Linked DNA regions of Mus musculus: regions 2 and 3 are each linked to region 1. A link is a loop called in an ENCODE intact Hi-C map of the cell type or tissue named here. Cell type or tissue: heart. All regions are shown on one strand.

Region 1 (2,500 bases):
AACTAGGAGTCAGGAGCAGAGGGAAGCAAGCTAAAATCCTAAAGGTGGCTCGATGCCCGATGCCCGGTGCACTCAGCCTGGGCCCTGGGCGGAAATACTGCAAAGAAGCTCATCTAACTCAAGAAAGTTAAGACTGACTGTATTATGCAAAGTCCTAAAAGGCAGTCACAAGATAACCTGAGTGGCAGAATCCTACTTCTTTCTCCAGGACCAGATGCAGCGACTGTAACCCTTTAGTGCCCGACCGAAAGAAGGAGGTGGTGGGGAAAGGCAGAAAGAAACAGAGGGTGGGAACATCGGAGCTTATGAAAAAGGCCATCCTCTTGCTGACTGCATCCCCAGCATTCCCCCAAGAAGCTTAGACAGCCTGGGAAACTGGGCCGAGGCAGCATAATGAAGACCGGAGCTCTCCCCCAACCCCCCAAGCAGGATTTTCTAAAGCACTGGCTGCCTCCTCTCCTTAAAGTATCTCTAAGAGAAAAATCTCCTGGTCCAAGAGGGATCTCCTTACTGAGAGATTTTTTTTTCCCCCCAAGGCAAAGTTGAGAGGCAGAAGGCTGCTTGGCTTCCCCACTGACGCCACAAAACCCAGGTTTTGAAGCTCGGTGCGAGCGGAGAGGTCGCGATGCCTGGGAGATGCGCGAGGTGGGCTTCCAGCCTGCTCGCCCCATTTCTCCGGCGCCGCGTCTGCAACCCCTTCCGCACAGTGATACCCAAACCCGCAGCCCTCTCCCGAGGAAAGAGGCACAAACTTACCCTCAGGAAGACACGTCCACCGAGGGAGCCCCCTCATCTTCCCCCAGTCCTCTTTCCATTATTCAAGGAGACAGTTTTACCAACACTTCCCGTCAAATTCAAGCCGAAACGGTCAAAGTATTTACCAGTTTGCAGATGCTTTCTTTTCAACCTCTGGAACTGGGTAATTCTTGTTTCAGAATTCAAGATGCTTCCTTTATTTATTTATTTTTTTTTTCTTTAAGCAGCCGCAACCCCAGATCCACCTCCCCCTCCCTCGTTATTCACCCACGGACACTTCCTAAACGTGTGGATTGATGCTTTTTTTCTCTCCAGATGCTGCCAGGATCCAGAATCCTGGAGAACCAAAGCCGCATCCGTGTAATTCCTACCATCAGGCAAGAAATACAAACGATCAAACAACGTTACTTCTTTGAGCTGCGATCAGATAATCCTACTAATCCAATAGATTTATCTCGATTGGAAATTGACCTCAAAGATGAATCCCCAGTGCTCGCGTCCAGTAGAACGATTCCGTAGCCCTATCCGGGTTACCGAAGGGCTGTGGTTTCTTTCTTTCCTTTCCTTTTCTTCTTTCCTTCCTGCCTTTTTTAATTTTTTAAAAATCTTTTTGGATTCTGGGTGCACTGCTCGCAAAAGAAAAAAAAGAAAGAAAGAAAAGAAAAAAATGCCGAGGACCCTGGTTTTCCCCTAATACAGGTTTCTACTCCAAATCGGTGCAGAATGAAAAATGATACAAAGGTACCCCTAGTGGCTCGCGGCGATATTGCAGGGAATTCACTTTTTTCCTCCATCCCCTCTTCACCTTTTCCACCCCCTTCTTGGTCCCCTGGCATCTAGGAATAACTTGCTGTTATAGTAACCAGGGTGCTGAACTCCAATCACTACGAGTAAAATGAAGCTGTCTACTAAACAGGTAGGATGGGTTTTGCCTTTTACTGGAAAACTGAAGGTCTTTTCGACATTTAAAGTTTTTCCCCAATAACATTTAGTAGCTAATATGTCAACTTAGGGAAGCACTATGATTTCAAGGAAATATATTTGTTTCCTAAACACCCATAGTTAGCAGTTAGCATGCACATGCGCTCACACACACACACACACACACACACACACACACAATTCTGTTCTTTTGAAATGTATTGTTTCAGAAAACCATTTAACCTTTTGTTTCCTTTGAATAAATATAATAAAGGATTATCTAGATAATATTTTATCATTTGGAATTTTAAAATATCTTCAATTAAATCTACTTTTTATCTGTGTGTATATGCATGCAGAAAGTTGCATGTGCAAGCACATATGCCAGGACCTATGTATGGAAGTCAGAGTATAACTTTCAGGAGTCTCTTCAGCTCCCTCTATTTAATGGACCCTGGGGACCTAAATCACACCTTCAGTTTGATGTCAAGCATTTTTACCCACTGAGCTATCTTGCCAGCTCTCATTTTGGAATGAGATTTATTTGGAATATATGTGTATGTTTATCATTTTACTCATAGATGTTCATGCACCTATGCACATGCTCCCTGTGTGTGCAGATGCCTAAGGAGGGCAGAAGTCATGCCCTAGAGCAAGAGAGATAGGCCTTTGAAAGCCATCCAGCAAGCATACTAAAATTTGGGTTATCTATAAAAGCAGTAAGCACCCTCATTGTGAAGCCATTTCTCCAACCCATTATCTTGGATTTTTTTATGTCTGCTCAGAAAAGCAGGCACAACGTCTGAGTGCAGAGAAAGGGCAA
Region 2 (2,500 bases), 58 kb before region 1:
CCGTTATAAACACTGCTTTCCAAGAGGTTATTACCCAGCTGTAAAATGTCTGATTCAGGATCAAATTTGGAAGTGTTAGAAAGAAGTAAAACACAAAACTCCTTTATGAATGAAGCAAAGTACACTGAAAATCACAAATCATATGGAATAATTTTTGAACTTTTTATGTCACAATTTTAGTTTTTATAAATAATACAAGAAAATTAGTCTCAAGAATTTATGGGATTGAAACTCATTTACACCTATGATGAATCTATTTTAGAAAATAACTTCAAGGTAACAACAATATGATTCCAGAATAAATTATATAGCATTCAAATAAATTTTGTTCTTATAACTGTGATTATAGATTATTATAAATATCTAAATTTACCAAGTTGTTGAAGAATGTTTCACTTTAAAAATAACGCTGGGGAGAAAACCTGCATGCACAAACTACAACGATGGAAATGTGAAATGATTATCTGAGTACTCTTCCTCCCTTTCTTCCCTCCCTCCTTCCTTCCTTCCTGCTTGCCTGCCTGCCTGCCTTAGTCCCTTCCTTCCTCCCTCCTTCCCTAGCTCCCTCCCTCCCTTCCTTGTTCAACCCTCTTTCCTCCCTCTCTTTCTTCCTTCCTTCCCTCTGTCCTTCCTTCATTACTTTCTTCCTTCTTTTCTTCCTTGTTTCCTTGCCTCCTATCTTTCTTCCTTCCCTACTTGATTTCATCCTTACTTCCTCCCTCTCTCCCTTCCTTCTTTCCTCCTTTCTTTTCTCCTTCCTTCTTCCCTTTCTTTCTTCTCTCATTCCCTCTTTTTCTCACACAAGTAAATACATTTACTCACATTTCTTGCCTTTCTTTCGCCTCTAATAATACATACATTTATACTAATACACACTGATGTATTTATTTCAGGTAACAATGCATTTTTGTTGTTAAGGAATAAACAGAAAGTTAAAACTCAGGGAAAGAATGAGGGAAATTTTGAGGTACTAGTGTTCTCTAACACTTAAGTAAAGACTGGAAAATTGACTCTACACTTAGAAAGGAAGGGTAAAGAGAGATGTGAACGCTATCCCTGAAGACAAAGCCTTCATGTGTCTCACACTATGAAAACCCTATTTTGCTTGCTTAGCAAAACACTCCATACTTGAGGGTCATTAACAGGTAATGGATAATGGAAGTGACCTAAATAAAAAAAGTTTAAAGTACCAACCTTCAGATTACAACCATATCTCTGTCATTTGATTCTAAAACTAGCTGTATAGCATCTCACAACAACAAAAAAGAAATCACCAAGAAAGCTGGAGAGACAGACAGCCCTTGCTGCTCTTCTGAAGGATCCAAGTGTAGTTCCTCATACCCACACTGGGTGGCTCACAACCACCTACAGCTGGAACCCCTATGCCCTCATCTAGCCTCTTCAGGCACTTGTCTTCCTTTCTGTCTTTGTTCTGGAGAAGACCACATACTTTAGAGTTCCCACTAGGGATCTCTGAACACCCCCATCTACCCCAGCTTCCATCATGCATTTCTAGGACCCCAATACCTTATGCTCACAATTCTGAATTTTCAGTTCTCCAAGAGGACTATTCCAATCCCAGGAACTAATACATGTATATAACACTACTTGGGGTAGAAAATCAAAGATGTTTCTCACTTAAGAGAAAATTTAAGTGTGGTAAATAAAACCAATAGAACTCTACATTGAAGAAGCATGTTAAGGACGTAACTATTAGCTAACACTAGAACCTAAAAAGAAATACCATGGCAGAAGTGATACAGCAGACTAACATGGACATTTAGAAATATGGTAGCATTAAAAAAGAATGATGTTACAAACAAGTTTTAAAGAGGTAGGGTTAATCTAATTGTAAAAGGCCAGTAAGATTTGCCTGGAAGAACAATATCAGGCCACATGATTTCCAAGGCTCTGCAGAGCACTACCATGCTCTCGTCTGTTAAGAAAGCATTTAAATTCCTGTATTGTTTGTCATTCCTGAGCTATGTTCTTACTATTTTGATATATCCTTTTGTTTCTGTGTTCATTATGATCCTATAGCAGACTTACTGCAAAAGTAAAGAAAATCAGATAAGAGTGAGACTGTTTTAGTCAGGTGGTTTAGGCAATCACATTTATTATTTAATTCAATAAATGCCCAGATGCTGGGGAGGGAAGTGGTTTAGCCCACAAAATTCTTGCCTTGTTATGCTGACTTCTACTCCCGAGTTACACATTAAAACAAAGTCATAGTGATATGCACCTGCTATCCAACTGCTGGGGAAGCTGAGAGAGAGAATCCATAGGGCTCATTATCAAATCAGCTTAGCTTTCTTGGTGAGTTCAAGGCTAGTTAGAGACTCCTGACTGCCTCACAAAAAAATAGATAATAGAGATCAATATATGGATAGACTGATAGATAGATAGATAGATAGATAGATAGATAGATAGATAGATAGATAAAAGTAGATGGCATCTGAAGGACAATAATTCTGTGCCCCCTCTCACACACACCCACACA
Region 3 (2,500 bases), 500 kb before region 1:
AGATGTGTGTGCCTGTGTGCATGCAGTACGTGTACATGTTCATGTGCATGTGAAGGTGTTTGAGTATGTCTGCATATAAAGGCCAGATGACACTATCAGGTATCTTCCTCTATTGTTTAATATCTTATTATTTGAGAAATCATCTCTCCATGAACTAGGTACACACCTATTTTTATGTATGATGCTGAGAGCTCATGCCTGCTCTAGAAAATGCTCAAGAGGTTTCCCGTACCCAAAAATTCTAAGCACAGGAATTTTTCACAGTATGACATTTTGAGCACTGATACAATACCAGATGTGCGCATTGCACACAAACCTTGATATATACATAAAGTATTAAAATAATGCACAAATTAACCTTGTGTTTGTATTTTATGTGATAACCACAAAAGATTAAATTTTGTGTGAGAACTGTAATGTATTCCTCTGAATATGTATATATATATATATATATATATATATATATATATATATATATACATGTATTCAGCCAAAATCCTGATTTAATGTGACATTTTCTTTTACCTTTTTGATTTTTTTGTGAATTTCTTATCATATATCCCAATCCCACTCATCTGTTCCCTCCACAAAGAAAACAAAAAATACAAATGAACAAATAAATAATCTCACTGTGAAAGCTCTGATGTGCCATGATATGTCAAATAGTATACCCTTTACTTGTATACTCTTTACTATACAGCTTAACTTGTAAATGTTGATTGCTATGAGTCATTGGTCAGATTTGGCTTCCTAAATTATCAATACTGGATCCTCAATGGAACTCTTCTCAGATATCTTGCTGTTTCCCTGTGTCATGGAGATCCTGCAGCTCTGGATCCGTAGGACCAGCCCTGCAGGATATGCTCTGCAATTCATAGATTAGGTGCATGTTGGGTGTGCCAACTCAAAGCCTGAGTTGGGTGGAATCTGAGCTTGGGTAGAAACTGAGCCAGGCAGTTCACTAGATCTCCTGTACTTGAACCACCAGAGGGAGCTCTCCAGCACTGACCTCACTAGCTTACCCATGCAGCTGGCATGGGGCAGACCCAGCTTTCCAGCTCTCACACTCTTGGGGCTTCTCTCACATGTTCACATCACAAGAGCTCATTCTACCGTGCTGCCCCGGTGAAGTGTCGTGCCCACACTCCTGAGTTCTGTACTGATGATGGATGGAGCAGGCTTTGTTTAGCCATATGACATCAACATAGCCCCAGGCAGCAGCCCAGAGTGACCATATTACTGCTAGACAAGGTCCTTGACAAGAGTATGGCCAGGACCTCACTGCGACCTCAGGAGGCAGCACTTCTGACTCACATCAAGCTGCTTCTCACCTCCATCCACATCTCTTGGCCCTCTTCTCTTCATTGCACACACACCATTTTGTGTCTCTTTGTCTTCCTTCTCTCCACCACTTCATTGCTCATCTTAGTGGTACCCTAGCCTCTGGATGCTATGACATGCCTTAGTGACAGTCTATTCTTCTTTAGAACAAGTCTACTTCCTTTTTTAGCATCCAGGGAACATGTTATACTAGCCTAATGGAATAACTATGCTTTTAATTACTCTCAGGCAAATTTCAGAGACTTGACTTATGTCAACATGAGGTTTATAGCTAATTTACAGGATAGGCTACTGCACTCTGTATTCTAGTTTTTAACACATGACACAATGGCTGTTCTGGTGTTCCAATTACTAGGATCTCATTTTAAGATGCTATATCCAGGCAATATTCAGTGGTAATCCATCAACTTCTGAGATTTTATTTTTCTCTTGTAGAGCAATCATATCAGATTTTGCTTAGCTTAATGATTCTTTTTCGGTGAACTAGCTAGAAGATGCAAGCATTTTAAAGTTATTTCTATATCACACACTTTTAATTAATTTTGTCGGTAGCAATTTTAAGTATTTTAATTATCTAGACTTGTACCTATTGACCACTGAAGCGAATGCCAGACTTTTATAACCTTAATAGAATCAAAGCAACTACTTATGCAAAGTTTTTGTGTGGTAGTAATTTCATATTGCATGACAATTCTTCTCACACTGGCAACTGGGAAGGCAGAAATGCTTTATCCCTCTAGCTCTGTTCTTTTTTTGGCTAGACCATCCAGAGTGCATTTACCAATCTACTGGCTTTCCTCTGAGTGTAATGACTTTCCTTGTACTCTGTTAAAAATATATCCCCACAAATCAAGGAGGAGCAGATTCCAACTAAGTGGCTGAGAAGATTTACATTCTATTGCTAACCCAGTTATTAGTCTGCTGAAAACCCCATAGCATCCATATAATGAATCCCTCAACTTCCGCAGCCAGCACAATTTTTCTTCCCAATCTCATTGGCTCCCAGCTTTCTGCTTGACCTTTTACAATCTGCGTGCAGCAGAACTTCATTACAACCTTTTAATGATGCACAAATGGCACACAACACCAAGGTCACCGAAGACCCCGAGTGAAAGCTTTTCAAACACTACCCGACTAGATGAGACGGCGTTTACAAGGG

The links. A loop is a pair of places that touch in the nucleus more often than their neighbours do. Peaks named below come from ENCODE experiments on the same cell type or tissue, not always from the same donor. Only the 100,000 strongest peaks of a DNase experiment are listed, where the experiment ranks them.
Region 2: a loop joins it to region 1, with 7 times the contacts of the local background. A loop is called at or near these places in 4 of 42 quality-filtered maps.
Region 3: it touches region 1 in a loop (5-fold over the local background); 3 of 42 quality-filtered maps call a loop at or near these places.

The regions. Positions count from the first base shown.
Region 1 is chr3:26,152,509-26,155,008 of GRCm38, forward strand. Nlgn1 (neuroligin 1) reads right to left here and starts at 1,478. Exons shown (of 6, transcript NM_001357096.1): 1 at 757-1,478. In heart, a CTCF peak has its summit at 1,509; no DNase peak of the experiment used is centred here; H3K4me3 peaks cover 1,564 bases.
Region 2 is chr3:26,094,397-26,096,896 of GRCm38, forward strand. The region is part of intron 2 of Nlgn1 (neuroligin 1); the gene reads right to left. Among named protein-coding and RNA genes, the nearest start is that of Nlgn1, 58 kb to the right of the region's middle. In heart, a CTCF peak has its summit at 1,343; no DNase peak of the experiment used is centred here.
Region 3 is chr3:25,652,177-25,654,676 of GRCm38, forward strand. The region is part of intron 3 of Nlgn1 (neuroligin 1); the gene reads right to left. Among named protein-coding and RNA genes, the nearest start is that of Nlgn1, 500 kb to the right of the region's middle. In heart, a CTCF peak has its summit at 979 (motif pointing right); no DNase peak of the experiment used is centred here.